2 separate regions of the Homo sapiens genome follow, and region 2 is linked to region 1. A link is an interaction called in ENCODE POLR2A ChIA-PET data of the cell type or tissue named here. Cell type or tissue: IMR-90. All regions are shown on one strand. Links, peaks and the distances in the headings refer to the core of each region. The heading gives the core; the rest is flanking DNA.

What was found. ChIA-PET counts read pairs that join two places held together with the same protein. Peaks named below come from ENCODE experiments on the same cell type or tissue, not always from the same donor. Only the 100,000 strongest peaks of a DNase experiment are listed, where the experiment ranks them.
Region 2: POLR2A ChIA-PET joins it to region 1 with 9 read pairs; 3 of 35 experiments call an interaction of 5 or more read pairs at or near these places.

The regions. Positions count from the first base shown.
Region 1 is chr4:20,598,734-20,607,829 of GRCh38, reverse strand. All of the region lies in intron 33 of SLIT2 (slit guidance ligand 2), which reads right to left. Among named protein-coding and RNA genes, the nearest start is that of MIR218-1, 75 kb to the right of the region's middle. In IMR-90, for the core only: no CTCF peak of the experiment used is centred there; a DNase peak (open chromatin) is centred at 3,719.
Region 2 is chr4:20,437,715-20,446,810 of GRCh38, reverse strand. All of the region lies in intron 4 of SLIT2 (slit guidance ligand 2), which reads right to left. Among named protein-coding and RNA genes, the nearest start is that of SLIT2-IT1, 50 kb to the right of the region's middle. RefSeq lists a silencer at 6,311-6,605. In IMR-90, for the core only: no CTCF peak of the experiment used is centred there; no DNase peak of the experiment used is centred there.

The DNA.
Region 1 (9,096 bases), core at 2,382-4,881:
ATCAACATCAACCTTAATAAATCTTAATAATGAGGCCCCCCATTTCTCTTTAAAATTGCAAAGAAAAGACCCATATATTACCAAGGAATGGATTCTTGGTCACATATTGGTCTTAGTCAATTCAGTCATGTCATCATCAATGATGGTGTTTGATGCAGTACAATTGTGTGGTTTAAGTTAACACACTTTACAGTTTTAAACACCCTAATGCAGTGTGTCAGATGGGAACTTGGAGGTAGGTAGTTTCATCATCAACTCACTTTGCTTATTGCTCCTTTATTCCCTCCTCTGTTCCTTTTTACTCTTTTTTGGAGTACATGTCTTAAACTCTTGCTAATTGTAAGCTAATTTAAAATATCATCCATGTATTATTTATTTCTGAAAATATGTGGTAAGTAAATACAAGAGAGATGTATTAGGAATAACATATATCAATTGTTTTTAGCAATACTCCTAGATGATATCTATAGATAATCATTACACTTCAAGCATGTTTAAGACAAGACCTCTGAAAATTCATTTCATAAAACATAGTTGGAAGTTTCAGTGGCAGTATCGTCAAGGATAATGCTGAGAGATAAATCTTGCTCAGCTTGTCCTAGCTCTCATTAGACATGTCATCTTTGGTTAGTGTGACCTTAGGTGATTTTTCTTCCTTTTAAGAGAAGTGCAAATAGGAAGAGCAAAGGATTATATATCACATACTAAGGGCCAGGTACTAAGAACTTTACAAGTATTACCTCATGTAAGCTTCACAACAAGAGGTGAGCACTGAGGACATCCAAGGTGACACATCTAGTTAGTGGCTAAACAGTTCTGAAGCCAGGTTGTCCAGCTCAAGTGTATGTGCTCTTAATTATTATGCACTACTTTTACAATCAAAAACCTGAGGAATACCTATTCCTAGACAAATGGCGTGTGTTTTCACCACTAACAAGCTTTTAATACATGATTTCTGTCCCAAATAGCCTGGGAATAAAGTTCTATAGTAAATTACCTTGTATGATAGCAAAACTTGATTCATTTACTAAAAAACACTGAATTGTTAATAAAAGTAATGATCTTACAATAAGAGTTTGAAGAATGCATATAAATTATATGGATTTAAAAACTGAGTTTGGATTTTATTTTCCCAATTATGAGTGAGATTATGAGTGAGATAGACTGACTATACTTTTCTCTCCCTAAAAGCTTTAAATGTCTAATCTGATCACACCAGAACTTCCACAAGACTTATCATTGAGATTAATTCCATTTATATCTCCCTGGAATTAAATGAAGCCTCATCTTGACCTCTTAACAGGTAAGTACAGTAAAGTTCATGATTTTAGATTCCTTTTTTTTTTTTGAGACAGAGTCTCGCTCTGTCAGCCAGGCTGGAGTACGGTGACATAATTACGGCTCACTGCAGCCTCAGCCTCCTGGACTCAAGTGATCCTGCTGCCTCAGCTTCCTAAGTAGCTAGGACCACAGCTGCATGCCACCATGCCCAGCTACTTCTTAAATTTTTCTGTAGAGATAGGGTATTGCCATGTTTCCCAGGCTGGTCTCAAGTGATCTTCCTGGCTTGGCCTCCCAAAGTGCTGAGATTACAGATGTAAACCACCATGACTGGCCAATTTGGTTTTTAAGATAGTATTTTACACATGGGACCTAAAGAGAATTTTTCAGAGTTAATAACATTCTAACTTGGTATTTCTTGCTGTCTTTTCTAGCATGAGATAAACTGGAGGATGTCCAGGAATCCTTTGTCTACACATTCGTTTAAAATTAAAGCAGTGGGCCAGGCGTGGTGGCTCACGCCTGTAATCCTAGCACTTTGGGAGGCCAAGATGGGCGGATTGCTTGAGCTCAGGAGTTTGAGACCAGCCTGGGCAATATGGTGAAACCCTGTCTCTACTAAAATACAAACAAAATCATCTGGGCGTGGTGGCGGGTGCCTGTAATCCTAGCTATGTGGGAGGCTGAGGCATGAGGATTGCTTGAACCCGGGAGGCAGAGGTTGCAGTGAGCCGAGACCGTGCCACTGCAGTCCAGCCTGGGCAACAAAGTGAAACTCTGTCTCAAAAAATAAAATAAAATAAAATAAAATAAAATAAAATAAAATAAAATAAAATATAAAATAAAATAAAAGCAGTGATCGACACATCAGTTGCTACATAGTAAGACTGCCTGAGCTAGAAAGCCATAATCCACTTTTCAGTCTATAGCAGCTGTCTCCTACATACCCACATGTAATGCATGGCATCCTTTTGGGTTCTGATAAGTATTGATAAACTCTCTTTCACCACTCCCTAGGGAACAATATATTTTATGATTCACAAAAACTACAAGCGAACCACTTAACTTTGGGCCTTTCCACTGGGAATTTGAATTGCATTTATTACTGTTACTATAAGGTTTAGTTTTACTACGCTCACCTATTTCCTGAGATTTGTTTTCTTGAGTTTATATACTGGAAGTGGATACATGAAAACAAAGCAGTTCCCCAACTGTTTGTGGTCTGCTACAGAAAAATAATTCAGAAACTTGGGGCTTAAAAGAGGGGCTTTAAAATGTCTCTGATTTTCTTTCTCTATTTTGCATACACACAACACACTAACAATGATAAACATAATGTATTTCTGTAGTTTAATAAAAGACTGTTTTTCCTTATGTGAGCTTCAACTTCTTGCCTTAAAATTTTAAAGTATCTGGGCTGGGTGCGGTGGCTCACGCCTGTAATTCCAGCACTTTGGGAGGCCAAGGTGGGTGGATCTCGATGTCAGGAGTTCGAGTCTAGCCTGGCCAAGATGGCGAAACCCCGTCTCTAGTAAAAAAACAAAAATTAGCTGGGCATGGTAGTGCATGCCTGTAATCCCAGCTACTCTGGAGGCTGAGGCAGGAGAATCGCTTGAACCCGGGAGGTGGAGGTTGCAGTGAGGCGAGATTGTGCCACTGCCCTCTAGCCTGGGCGACAGAGCAATACTCCATCTAAAAAAAAAAAAAAAATTAAAGTATCTGGTGACATATTCCACGCTTTGGAATAGGAACTGGAACCCAAACTCAACTGGTCATCTCATTTTGGTGTTTCTGGCCTGATGATACTTCACCTGTGAAGTGGGAGTGATACTAAAAGTATTCTTGCCTATCTCTTTAGTCAAAAGGAATGGGAAGCCAAATGAGATTAAAGATATCTATGTAGGCTGGGCGCAGTGGCTCACGCCTGTAATCCCAGCACTTTGGGAGGCTGAAGTGGACGGATCACAAGGTCAGGAAATGGAGACCATCCTGGCTAACATGGTGAAACCCCATCTCTATTAAAAATACAAAAAAAGCTAGGCGTAGGGGTGAGCGCCTGTAGTCCCAGCTACTCAGGAGGCTGAGGCAGGAGGATGGCATGAACCCGGGTGGCAGAGCTTGCAGTGAGCCGAGATCGCGCCACTGCACTCCAGCCTGGGCGACAGAGCAAGACTCTGTCTCCAAAAAGAAAAGATATCTAAATATACCTGTAAGAATTTTTCAAAAGAAAGCTTTAGAAAATAGTTGTTCAAGTAATATTTTAATCAGTACTTTTAAAACAGATTAACATGAATAAAATTCACTAAACTAGAAAGGCTTCTCTAAACTTGAACATACTGTACAGTGAGATGTCAGGCTATAAAATTCCCACTTGGGTATTTATTCTTCAGTATCCAGATATTTGAGCAGGAAGAGTATCCATGAATCATCAGCATTACTCAATATCGTGAGCCGACTCTGTGCCAAGCACGATGTTAGGTGCTTTACATTCATTCAATTCTCATAACCAAACATGAAAAGCAGAGCTAATTGCATTTACTGAGATAAGGAAAATAAAGCACAAAGAAATGAAGCAATCTGCCCAAGGTTATAAGCTAGTAAACAGGGGGAACTTTCCATATGGCATATCAAGAATGGCTGAATAAACATCTTGAAAACAAGAATACCATATAGATTCTGTCTACTCTCTGTCTCCCCAATGAGACTGAACTTCTCAGATACAAAGATAATCTTTGTTGAGTTTCTTTTGTATTTTTGTTGAAATGTAAGCCTGTAAATTGCACAACCCAGAGTGTATGTAGCCAACCAAATGTAACAGTAGGTGACAGAAAGTCCCCTGAATTTGAGCAGGTTGCCTAAATATGAAAAACTGTACACTAGTAAGGTGGTCCATCTGATTTTCTTATTTTTAAACAGTAGCTAGCTGTGTTTCCAAAGAAACTGCCTGGTTTGGAAAATGACATTAATTTGAATCTAAAAAAAGAAGCATATATTTTTCAATAATAACTTTTGTTAAAAAAAGTTTATGTTTTTCTAGATGAAAAGAAACTCACTTTGAAAGAGCAGATTATTAGCCTACTTGAGAATAAAAATTTAATACTCCAGCCCTGTCTGAGGACCTACTGCTTAAATTTAGGCTGCCATTCATTTTTCCATTCATTCATGGCACTATTACTGATATGGTTTGGCTCATCTTGAATTGTAGTTCCCATAATTCCCCGTGTTATGGGAGGGACCCAGTGGGAGATAATCGAATTATGGGGGCGGTTTTCCCCATACTGTTATCATGGTAGCGAATGAGTCTCACGAGATGTGATGGTTTTACTGGAGTTTTCCCCTTTCGCTTAGTTCTCAATTCTCTCTTGTCTGCCACCATGTAAGACATTCCTTTCGCCTTCTGCTATGATTGTGAGGCCTCCCTAGCCATGTGGAACTGTGAGTCAATTAAACCTCTTTTTCTTTATAAATTACCCAGTCTCAGGTATGCCTTTATCAGCAGTGTGAAAACAGGCTAATACAATTACTAAGTCCCTCTTTATGCTATTCTCTAAGTGCTGTAAATATTAGGCCCGTGCGCCATATTCCAAATCCATTCCCTTATTAGGCAGCTCATTTCATCTATGTTGCTGGTTAGAGTCCTTTAGGCAGTAGGTTGCTGGCAAATGTTTAACAACTGGTACTGTTAAAAAAAAAACAAGAACAAAAACCTGGATTTGTAGGCTTTGCTGATTTTTGTGGTGCGAATATTCCCAATATGGCTGATTTCAATGTGAGCATCAAGCATGATGTTGTAGAACTTGGATATGAGAAGACATGCAGACAATCAGCTCTCAAAGTACATATTCCTTTTACGCAAGGGGTTCTCAAAGTGTAGTCCCTGGAGTACAAGATCTCCTGGAAACTTGTTAAAAATGCAAATTTTCGGGTCTAGCTAAGAGCTTCAGAATCAGAAACTAGGGGTGGTGCCCAACGCCTGTATTTTAACATGTTTTTCAGGTGATTCCAATGCAGACTTTTGGAAACAACCATTCTACACTACTGCCTGTATGCTTGGTGCTGTTAACAGCAGGCATGTCTACAAGAAGCCATGATCTTCTATCCAGATGTAACAGATAAGATGAGAAAATATGCATACTACTTTATTTCTACGCTAAAAGAATAATTACTACATCTTGAGTTTTCTTAAACACACTTCAAGCTATGTTAACTACTGTCTTTTAACTTTTAACATAGTTGGCTGTGTTTTCAAAGAGGCTGTCTGGTTTGGAAAATGACATTAATTTGAATTTAAAGAAAGAAGCACATATTTTTCATTAACTTTTGTAAAAAATGTTTCCCCTTATCTAGATTAAAAGAAAGTCTTTTTGAAGGGCAGCAAATTACCAGTCTAGAGATAATTTCATAAAATAATTGTCTTCATACTGATTTATGTGAAACAATAGTTGACATATAAAATAAATTTTAACCAAAAATACCCTATAGAATTAATAAGTGTATTATTACTTTCCCCTCATTTTATTAGGTTTCATTTTGCTAAAATAAAATCAATTTTCTTCAATGTGGAGAATTAAGCAGGCAATTGAAATGATGCACCTGAGGTATAAAATTATTTCCAAGTGCAAGGCCCAATAATATATTAAATAATGCAAAATTTGGAAAACAATGTTTTACCAAAGTAAATTTTATATAACATAGAATTATGGCAATAAAACTGAACTTAAGTGGAAACAAATCAAAATTTGAAAATGTACTTCACCCAGACAAAATATTTATTAGCAACTAATGGGACAGCTGATTGCAACACTGTTATTGATAGATTTTACTACAGGGATGGAGAAGTACTATCTTTCATCAAAGATTTTACACTGTAGTAAAGGCCTGGCCCAGGACAGAGGTTGCCTTGCTTGGCATTTTCTGGCATTTGAAAAAAGGCCAAAAAATTAGCCGTATCAGAGCTAAGAGTTATGTAAAACTGCAAATTGAAGGTAAAGGAAAGGAGAGGATTAAGAGTAGATCCATTGCACCTGTCATGCCTTTCAATGAAAGAAGGAATGCAATGGGAACACAGGTTTGGGTGAAGCAAATGAAATAAATTCAGTTTTGGACATCCTGAATTTGTGATACCAGTAGCCATCATTGTTTATGGTTTACCTAGCATTGTTGCAAATATTTTACATTTATCATGTCGTACAATTCTTACCGTAATCTCACAAAAAGGACACTATTATTTGTTATCCCCATTTGCCAGATGAGGCCCAGGGAGCTGAAGCAATCTGTCCAAGACACACAGTTAGTTGATAACAGAGCTGGACTTGAATCAAGCCAGACTATCTCTAGAACAGCAGCTTTTTCTATTATTTCAATTTTATTTTTGAGTGGTAATGACATTGAAATGGCTCAAAAATCAAATGGATATAAAATGGTATTCATGCAGAAGTCTTGTTTCTATTTCTTTGTGTCTAGTTTTTCTTTGTGCAAATACATGAAAATGTAAGTGCTTATATTTATCTCCTTTGAACTTGTTCTTCCTTACATTTCCTTCCTGTCTTCCTTCTTTTTTCTTCATTGCTTCCTTTCTTTCTTCCTTTTTTCTTATATTATTTTCTCAATATAAAAATAATATTCTATATTTAATATGTTAATAAAATGTATTATACATATCTACATATCTGAATTCTTGGTAATTGTTGCCTCTTTTATTAAAAAATAAGGTCATAGCTTTTCTGGATTGGAAAATCAAGAAAATTTTTTTGGTCATAAGCCAAAAGGCAATAATTAAATTAAAGCTGTATTTGCTCTAGGCCTCACATTTTGTATCTCTATTAGATGATCCACCACCAGAAACATGGGCTTGCAGCTTCTAATAAAGAATATGAAATGGACGGATCACGAGGTTGGAGATCGAGTCCATCCTGGCTAACACGGTGAAACCACGTCTTTACTAAAAATACAAAAAAGATTAGCCAGGCATAGTGGTGGGTGCCCGTAGTCCCAGCTACTTGGGAGGCCGAGGCAGGAGAATGGCATGAACCCAGGAGGCGGAGCTTGCAGTGAGCCAAGATCGCACCACTGCACTCCAGCCTGGGTGACTGAGTGAGACTCTGTCTCCAAAAAAAAAAAAAAAAAAAAAAAAAATGCAACATAATAGTCCCTTTATAAATGTCACAAGATACACTCCATCCTTTGTTAGGTGAAATGGCAATGAACATAAACTCAAACAAACTCGTTATGGTAGGTCCTTGTTTGGATATAATCACTTGGGTTTCTACAAAGTATTTAGAAATATTTTGCCATATGTGATATGAATGCTAGCTTTAATAAGCCAAACCAAAAACCTTTACTATGGCTTCTGAGAGTTCTGTGCTGCACCATTACATAAAATAAATTAAAAAAAAATTAAAAAAAATGAACCACAAATTTCTGAAATCTTTTTATGGGCTGAAACACATTGAGGCAAGAAAATTTAAGGCCTCGTAATATCTAAAATCTTGGCACTAATTCATCACCATTTGGAGATAAAATAAGTATTGTATTCAACTTGGAAACCAATAATTATGTGTTTGTTTCCATGCTCCAAATATTCACAAGTGGTGGATATCAAATTCCATTCATGGCTACAAGTGGCTTGTACTTTCCCAGAACTATTATGAAGCATCAAATAAGATGTGCAGACTTTTAAAGCACATTGATACATATGAGAATATCAATAACATGCAGGCCAGTGTCTCCACTTTATGTCATAATCAATGCCTATTCTTTTGTTGCCAAGTGTGTCTGACCTACAGATATGTTTTGTTCATTATATATAGTATTAAAAATGCACACTGATATCTAAAGGAGAGAAAATTTATATTAAAAAAACCCCAGATTTCTGCCTTTTTCCTGAAAAGTCAAGAGTTTGGAAAAACCTAAGTCCATATTTTCTCCACGAAGAACTGAGTAGATGAAATCCTGTTTTGACAAATATTTACTATTGGTTCATTCCAGTCACAACCACTTCTTTTATATTGCCAACATCAAGGCTATTTATAATAAAATAATACTTATGTAAAAATTTAGATCTTTTACAGAATAAAAGGGTGAGAGCATATTATTTTCTTGCACTTGACCTCTTTAATCATTTATGTTACTTATCTGGAAAAATTGACTACTTAGGAGTTTGTGATCCCTTCTCTAAAGGGTGAATTTCTACATGTGAAAAAATTAAATAGCTAAATTGTCTGCAGGATGTTAGGGAATTGGTGTTGGGTTCCAACAGAGGGGCTCTGATAGTTAGTCTTATGCAATAAGGACTAAAAATTATACCCCACGAATACCACCCATTTCACGTCTCCAGTATATTATTAATATCATTAATCATTAGAAAACTTCCAAAATGGATGGTCAAGATTCCCTAAGACAACATTGTATGAATCCATTTGCTTATTCTGCGTAAGTTCCAAATGAGCAGGGGCTTTGTTCCTTAAAGCTCAGGACAGGTCTGGCACATAGTAAGTGCTCAATAAACCTCTGAGGTATGAATGGCAACCTGAAGTTACTCACAGTGCTGGATATCTTCATTTGATTCTCTGGAGCTCCCTTCCAACTTTCTTTACCCAGCTCTGAGCCCCAGGAAGCTCATGTGCAAGCTACATTACTAGAGTCTATAGATTCCTTCTTTCCCGGCATGCAGTGTGGCCCGTGGGGAACACAGACAGGAGATTGTTGGGAGGAAAGAGAGTGAGGTTGTGTATTTCAAAAGCTGGTTGTTTCCTTGAGAACTTACTGCAAACGTCTATTAAAGGTCGAGGCTTCTGGCAGGCAAGCCTCTCTACA
Region 2 (9,096 bases), core at 2,365-4,864, 160 kb after region 1:
AAGTTTCCTATTATCCGTCTGTACATAGAGTTAATAGTTAATAATGTGAATAGCTGGTCTTGAACTCAGGATTGCAATATTCTGTACCTAAAACTTAGTTAATTATTTGAACAGAGAGATATGCAGAGGGATGTTCTCTGACATAGCCATTTATTTTTCAGTGATGCATATTTTCTTTTATTTCTCCTTAATTTGCAATTTTGAAATTGCCAAGCCTGTGCTTTTAAACACTGCCTGACTCATTTTGATAGTAAGGGAAGAGACATCTGAAAAGTTAGTCTCAAATACTGATTTTTGGCTTTTCTTGGCTACAGACACTAGAAAATCTGGATACAATTCCAAACACTTTCTCTAAGCTTCCCCTACTATTGCTGCTTCTCTCTTTTTTCTACATCATCTGTCGTTTAAAAAGTGGTGATTTCTCAGACTTACTCCCCATTTTTATGTGGAAGTGGTGTTCAGGCCGGATGGGAACCATATAACATCACATTGAGCTGATCCCTTACCGCAAAGTAGAGATAATATGGGCTCCCATGGAAAAATAGAAGAAATCAAGCTCATGGCTGAGCTCTGTTGTTAACAATTCTCAGCTTCCCTCTTCAACAGCTTGCCTCCAGAGACAAACTGCCTTAAGTGGGCAAACCACTGAGAAAATTCCCATCTGACAACTGTCTTCGAAGAAAGGTCAAAGGAATTAACCCGTAGTTAAGGGGGCAAGGGTGTGCTTAAGTACTTTAAGCACACAGACAGTTGTTGTGCACAGAGATGGGAACAGCTGGTTTCTATCTCTGATGGAGAATGAACAAGAGGAAATGAACAGTGCTTTGGTAGGAATGATGACTTTTAGGCAAGAAGGAAGAAGCCTCAGTAACATGTATTATGCATCCACTGTGGGCCAGGGCTTTGCATACTTTGCCGCTTTTAGCCCACTTGACACGCTCAGGAACTCAAGGAAACCATAATTAAGAGAGTCGCTTCATTTGTCCAAAGTTGCAGAGGTAGTAATTGGTAAAACTTGTATTTGAGCTTAATGTTATAGAATCAAAAAGTCCTTTCCACTACCGCAATGTTTCTTATATTTTAAGAGAAAAAAGAGAGCTTAGAACCCTTGGATACTCTTGAAATCTGTGGACACTTTCTTGGAAAAATATACATGCACATACCCACAAGATTAGATACATGCTTTTATCTGGTTCCTAAAGTAGGGAGCCCTAATAGATCCTCTGTATTAAAGTGTGCTGGGGATCAAGAAATAACAGCAAAAACTGAGTCTGATTACAGCATAAAAACAATACTCTGAAGCAGAAATGACAATGTCTAACAAAGAGGAGACAGGCCTAATTCTCGTTCAGTTTTCTGACCCTCTATATATCCTTTTAAACGTCTTCTTTAATGAGCATCCCTACAGAGTTTGTATTTGTGGAAAATTCATTTGATTTTTAAAGATCACTTAAGATTCTTTTTAAATGGATCCAAATTCATAAAATAATGAATTCTTGAAAATATGATGCTCATGTAAGAAACATCTCCATTTAAGGTAACACATTAATATAAAAACAAGACTGGAAAGAATAGTCTGCAAGCACATTCAATTACTGAAGTAGAAACCAATTTATCATTTTAATAGCAGATAATTTAATAACAGGGTTGGGTGCAGACCTCTCTGAATTAATGGCCAGGAGAGGGGTGAGGGGAATGGCAGAAACTGACATGATTGTTAGCAGGACAGGACTGATCAGTGCAGCTAGGGCTCAGCTGAATCACCCCATTGCGGCTCCATTTGATGCATGAGATATTGAGAAGACACTTATTATGTATACAAATAAAAGGTCTGATATTATTATAAATACAAAGAAAGTATGGGTTAGGGTTTCTAGACAGAATGCAATTAAGTCGCAAAGTATGTAACAGAGAAAAAGGCATTGGGCAGCACATGCAGAGATCTGTAGCCCTGAAGTATTTGAGAAAGCTTCCTGGAATAGGTGGATCTGACAATTAAATGGTGTTGCAATGCAGTGGGAGGTAGAGGTGGAGAATTGTGAAACTGGCAGGCCAAGAAAACTTTAAAGAATTTTTATCTTAAAAATGGAATTTAAAAGCAAGCACTATGTTTTTAAAAGAAAGTTATAAAAATGACAGTGGCAATAGCAAGGATTTATTGCACCGATACTGCACTGGGCTATCCACTGCTGCATTACTACTAATTCTAAAATGAATACTGTGATACGGTCAAAATGTTCTCTGTTTACAGTTGATGAAGCTTCCCAAGTTACTGCTTTTGACAGGATTTTAACATAGGTTTGTGTGACCCCTAAGCCTGGAGACAAGGAATTTCACTTATTAGGAAACCTACCACAACTACAGTAAAACCCACAAGACAGTTACACCTGAATATCAATTAAGTTGAATTTTTTTTTTTTTAAGAAACAACCTTCAACAAAACAGGAGAATACAAATAAAACAAGATGACATTCTTACACATTAGGGTGTTCACTTTCAGCTGGGCCCCAATAATTCTCCTTAAATGAGCCTATTTTTATCCGTTTCCATTTGCCACAATGGCAATTGGTGGCAATGCTTCATTTTATCATTCTTTTCAAGCGTCCCAATCTATGCTTAGCCTCGAGTCTAGGAAAGTTAAGTCTGTCTTCTCAACTCAGAAAATGGAAACCCTCTAGGAAGGAGCCTTTCCTTCTTTCCACCTCTGTATTAGTATCTATAATATCCACAGTAATCTTTGTCCCAGGTACCCTCCTCTCCAAGGATAACATCCTTTGAGTGCATATTAATACATACCCCTTCCAGCATTTGTTTAACTCGTATTTCTTTTCTCCTTTCTAGTCAAATGGTATTGTACCTGCCAAACCAGTAGACTTTTCAATCCAGCATCTGTCATTTTGACTCCTTTCTCCTCCTTGAATCTCTGGCTGTGTCTCCTGGTTCTTACGCCATGCTGAGTGGTCCATTTCAATCTAACATCTTGTTCTTCTTCTCCAGGGAAATTATTACATGATGAGGCTCTTCAGAAGTTATTAAGTTATCTCATTTACTTTCAAGGCTATAGTTAAGCTCAAACATTCCAGGATAATTTCTAAAATAAATATTTCCAGCACCTAAGACCGCTTGGTACTTAGTAAGTGTTCAATCCATACAAGGTAATCATTGTTATAAAGCCATTCCTGGTCTAGTTCCAAATTACTCTTTTTTTTTTTTTTTTTTTTTTTTTTTAGATTTTCTCCTCTGCTAATAGCTGGTGACTTGATACTTCAGCTATGGTTCAATAAACTTGTGATGAATGAATGAATGACTAATAAACCCAAGTGCCCTGAGCTAAAAGTTATCTGCTTGGGCCAAAATGAATTTAAAGTTTATGAGAAAATGTATCATTTCCATGCCTTGTCCCCTAAAGCACCAATCCCTTGAACTTTTAGTCCTCAAGGTTTTGTCCCAGAGAAATATTGTAAGCCTGTGCCTGTTCCAAGAAGTTAGCTATCTCTCATGTGGAAAGAAATTAAATCCAGTCTGCTTGTGTCTGCACACAGTAAAATGTAAGTCAAAATTCCAGTAGCCTTTTTATGAGGCAAAGTAAATCCTTTGTGCCATACCCCACACTTCATCTTTTAATAAAAGACTTTCTAATCACCAAAGCTACACATATGCACACACAAATAATGGCAACAGTATATGCTGAAAATGTCACTGCATTCCCTGATATATTGCCATAAAGAACTTGGAGATTTCCCAGGCATGATATGACCTATGAGAAACAAAATTCTATTCAGTTTTAAGATTTGTATTCATGTGACTTATTCTCGTCACTTTTAAACTACTAGCAAAAGGGGGAAAAAAGCCCTTTTCTATTTCACTATGAAATAGCAAAATTTTCTCTTTCATTTATTTTACTTAGTCATCTTCCTCATCTGAAAAACTCTCAATCTAAAACACATCTAAACACTCCGTAGAAACATATTAAGTAGATGTGAAACTTTAGCCTTCCAACTGAAAGGAAAATTCCATAGAGTTTGCTGGCAATAGAGCAAGGCCTCCCAGTCTTTCGTCTTTACTCTCAAGGTAAATCTCATCACCGAACACGAAAACTCTGCTCCAGTCCACACCCTCTCCAACTCATCCTCCATGTTACTCACTGAGAGTAACATCACGACATTCCTATGCTGCTTTCAAAGTCTACAATTCGCTCCTTTCCGAGTTTCACATCATAGCTTCCTCCTTGTTCCATAACCTTCATAAAATCGGTCCCTCCCCCCCCTTTTTTTTTTTTTTTTTTTTGAGACAGAGTCTCCCTCTGTCGCCCAGGCTGGAGCGCAGTGGCGCGATCTCAGCTCACTGCAAGCTCCGCCTCCTGGGCTCACACCATTCTCCCGCCTCAGCTTCCCAAGTAGCTGGGACTACAGGCGCCCGCCACCACACCTAGCTAATTTTTTTGTGTGTATTTTTAGTAGGGACAGGGTTTCACCATGTTAGCCAGGATGGTCTCGATCTCCTGACCTCATGATCCGCCCGCCTCGGCCTTCCAAAGTGCTGGGATTACAGGCGTGAGCCACCGCGCCCGGCCAACCAGTCCCCCTTTCTAAACGCACTCTGCCTCCCTCACCTGGCAAGGAGCCTTGTACACACTCCCTTGCCTTCCTGCCCACCACCGCAATCTGTTCTCCATTGGTGGAGAAACAGAAACTCACCAAGATCTCATTTGAACCCAGTTTGCCTTTCCCCAACCTTTTTCCTCTCCTACCCCCAACTATAACATTTATATTTTTCTTTCTGTTCTCACACAGCAATCTATTCATACCTTGATTAAATGTTTTTTATTGTAGCTACCATATTCTTGTTTTATTAAAATTACTTTAAAAAAATATGTGTTGGGCTCTCTTATTAGGCTAAATTTTGCATAGGTCATGATAATTACATAGATAATGTTTTTTCCCCAGTAAAAATACTTTATAGACCTCATAGAGTGAGAATAAAATGGTTAAAGTATAAAGTTCTGGGCTGCTGTATAGTAGATGGAATGTTTGATAATCTACAAGGGAATGATCACAGTCTGACTTGTGTGCAGGTAGGACCCATGTTTACAAAGCCTTTCTGGATCTTGGAAGTGACTGTTTCCGAGCAAACCCCAAGGGCCATCACAGCCTTAACTCAGAAAGACAGAAAGGGTGCTGACTATGGGTATGTGTTTGCATACTGTGTGTATGTATGTATTTTTGCAAGTGCGGGTTGGATCTGGGATGGCTGGGTAGAGACAGAGAGAGAGAGAGAGAGAGAGAGAGAGACAGAAGTGGGGGGGGGCGAGAGAGAGAGAGAGAGATTGGATGAGGGAACACGTTCCTCAGCTTAATGCAGTCATTATTTTGCAGCAAATCCACACTGGGGGCAAGCAAGCTTATCCAGACAAACTGTTGGCTATAGTGAAACTGTGTAGTTGAACCAAATTTAAGTAGGAGATTGAAAATTTTTTGCCAGTGCCATAAAGATTTGATGTTAAGAAAACAGTATCCTGTGCCACAAGCACGAAATGTATGAGCTTAAAGAAAGGCATCAGTGAATGATATAAAATCCAGGTTGTAAAAAAAGAGAATGTCAACTAAATCAGGACCCAGCAGTTCCCTTTTGCCACACTGACCACATGTTTTCACGAGTTCCTGGTTGAGGGAGGATTTAAAGTCAGTATTAAAAGCACATTGTGTATTAGTTAAAAGTTTGCTGTTTATGAAGGAATTTTTTTTTTTTTTGGAGGCTTCGGTCATTTTCATTTAATCCCGTTGTGGCTCTGAATAAAAAGTCTTGGTAACAGAAAGATAATTCAGTGAAGTTGGGGTTATAGTTTTAATTGCAGTGAAAAATCTTGTACCCAGAATGTAAATAAAGGCCAAAATGCTTTGTAAAGGCCTGGTCATCAGTGTTTGGGTACGATGACTCCTCAATAGGTGAGTCTCTTAAAAATTATGCCCACCACACTCGCAAATGTTAAAAGAACAATTAAATGCTTTCTAGTTGGATATTTAAGAAATGGAATCTATTGACATCTTACAAATAAATCCAATACATATCAAATAATAAAGGTTACAAAAGAAACTTCTAGAATTTTAAAATTACTACAATTCCACACTGATCTGAGAAAATGGCAACTTCAAATTCAGAGGTAATTTTGTTTAAACAATGTCATTAAACAGATGAGATTATTTCAGCAAATTTGGAGCTGTCCCATTTTTATTCATTGCGTTGTTTTCTATTGCCGTGTATCTCAGTGTTGCTTTTTTTTTAGGGCCGTATATATCAGCTGAAGTTCAGAATATACTGTGCTATTTACAGACCTGCAGCAGTCAACATCTGTAGAAAGGATTCAGAAGTTGATTTAAAGTCTGCAACATAAGCATATCCAATCCTAATGGTACACAAGACCATATATCTTCTTTGAGAGACTGACACATGGTCCCCACTCTGACTGGTGATAATGCATCCCTGCCAAGCCCAGATGTAGTTTCAACTCCAGGGAAATGCAACGTAATGATGAATTGGTATAACCCAATCATGCTAACATTTGTATTTGGAAACCCTACAGTGTAGTACCAACAATTTTTTTTTTATTTCCCCTAACTATGTTTCTTCAAGTATATCAAGATGTTCTGCCAGAATGACAAGCATATGATCAAATTTAATGGTATATAAAGATACGGCAGACTGCTTTCCAAAGCAAAATTTCATAGTTGGAACTTTTAACAATTAATTGCACTTCTGGCAACCCCACTGAAATTTAAATTAAATGGTGTAACTATTTCATTAGAAGGCTTTGGCAAAATAAACCTAATAGATGGAAAACTTTATATAATTAAAAATGGCAAGTGATCTGCTTTCTGTGTGCTTTTAAGTCAATAGGTCTTAACTCTATGATGTCTTTTTCTCCTGCTATGTGGTGAGTTCCTCAAGGGCAGGAGCTGAACTCTATTTATCTATGGTTCTTAACGGAGTTCACAGCACAAAGCAGGCACTTAATACATATTACTAAATCTTTGTACGGGTTCAGATATTAGTAGATTGTGAGTTTTAGAATCCAAGTTTGAATCAAAGGCCTACCATTAATGAAGTCAATGGCTATGATAAATGGAATTGTGCTCCCCTCACACCTCCCAATTCACATCACTTGACTTGCTCTCCCCGTATCTCCTTATTTAAATGGGTCTTTGCAGAAGTAATCAAGTCAAAACAAGGTCATTAGGGTGGGCCTTAATCCGATATTATCGGTGTCCTTATAAAATGGGATAATTCGGACACAGAGCCAGATACCACAGACAGAACATCACATGAAGATGAAGGCAGAAATTGAAATTATTTTTCTATGAGCCAAGGAAGACCACAGATTGCTGGCAAACCACCAGCAGCTAAGAGAGAGGCATAGGACAGAGTCCTCCTCCAAGCCCTCAGAAGGAGACAACCCTGTGGACACCTTGATCTTGGACTTCAGACTCCAGAACTGTGAGACAATAAATTTCTTTTGTTTAAGTTACAAAGCTTATTGTGCTTTGTTATGGAACGTCTAGCAAAGTAATACAATGGCCTAGACCAAGGCATTTCACCTCTATGTGTCTTACATGTAAGATATAATTAATACCTCGGAACTGTGTTTAAAACATAGTAAATGTTCAATTAAAGCTTCCTGAAAATGACAAAGGAAATAATAACTCATCCAAGAAATATTTATTAAGTACATTTCATGTGCAACGCCCTGCTCTATTTTTTGGGGAAATAGCTGTTAAGACTTGCCCTTACAGAGCTAACATTCTAATGAGAGAAGAGAGACAACAGCAGATAAGTAAACAATATAGTATGTCAGACAATAAGAAACTATGGAGAGAAACACAGGGAAGGTGAATATAAAATAAGGGGTTGAAGGAATATAATTTTATATAGACTTGTCAGCAGTGATGACATCTGGAAAATGACACATAAACCGCATTAAGTAGGTAGCACATTGCATAGGGAAGAATATTCTAGACAGAACGAATGGCCAGTGCAAAGGCCCCAGGGTGGAAATATTCCTGACATGTTGTGATAACAGAAAGGGGGCAAGTGTTGTTGAACAGAGAGATCAGAGAGTTAACAGCAGGAAATGAAATCAGAGGGGGAATTCAGGGAGACTGTGGGAGCCAAGATCAAGGTAAGGGCTGGTGTGGGAGCCAGTAGGCTGCTTGAAGGCTGATATGGTTTGGCTCTGTGTCCCCACCCAAATCTCATCTTGTAGCTCCCATAATTCCCATGTGTTATGGGAGGGAACCAGTGGGAGATGATTGAATCATGGGAGTGGGTCTTTCCTGTACTGTTTTCATGATTGTGAATGGGTCTCACGAGATCTGATGGTTTTAAAAATGGGAATTTCGCCACACAAACTCTCTCTTTGCCTGTGGCCATTCACGTAAGATGTGACTTACTCCTCCTTGCCTTCTGCCATGATTGTGAGGCCTCCCCAGCCATGTGGAACTGTAAGTCCAATAAACCTTTCTTGTGTAAATTGCCCAGTGTTGGATATGTCTTTATCAACACCATGAAAATGGACTAATACAGAGGCAACTGCAAAGTTATGAGCAGAGTGGTAACATGGTCTAACTTATGTTTTAAACAGGATCACCCTGGATACTGTTTGGAGAATCATAAGAAGGGAGGTAAATTGGAAGTAGAAAGACCAGAAAAGAGAGTATTCCAGAAACGGGGTGAGTGCTGTAGGTAGCTTGAATCAGGCAATGGAGATGTTGAGAAATGATTCTGGATATATTGTGAATGTAGAGTATTCAGGACTAGCTTCAGAATTGGGCATGGGGTATGAGGTAAAGAGGGGAGTCAAGGATAACTCTTAGTTTTTACTTTTTTTTTTTTTTTTTTTTTTGAGACGGAGTCTCGCTCTGTCACCCAGGCTGGAGTGCAGTGGCGTGATCTCAGCTCACTGCAAGCTCTGCCTCTTGGGTTCACGCCATTCTCCTGCCTCAACCTCCCAAGTAGCTGGGACTACAGGTGCCCGCCACCATGCCCAGCTAATTTTTTTTGTATTTTTCAGTAGAGACAGGGTTTCACCATGTTAGCCAGGAT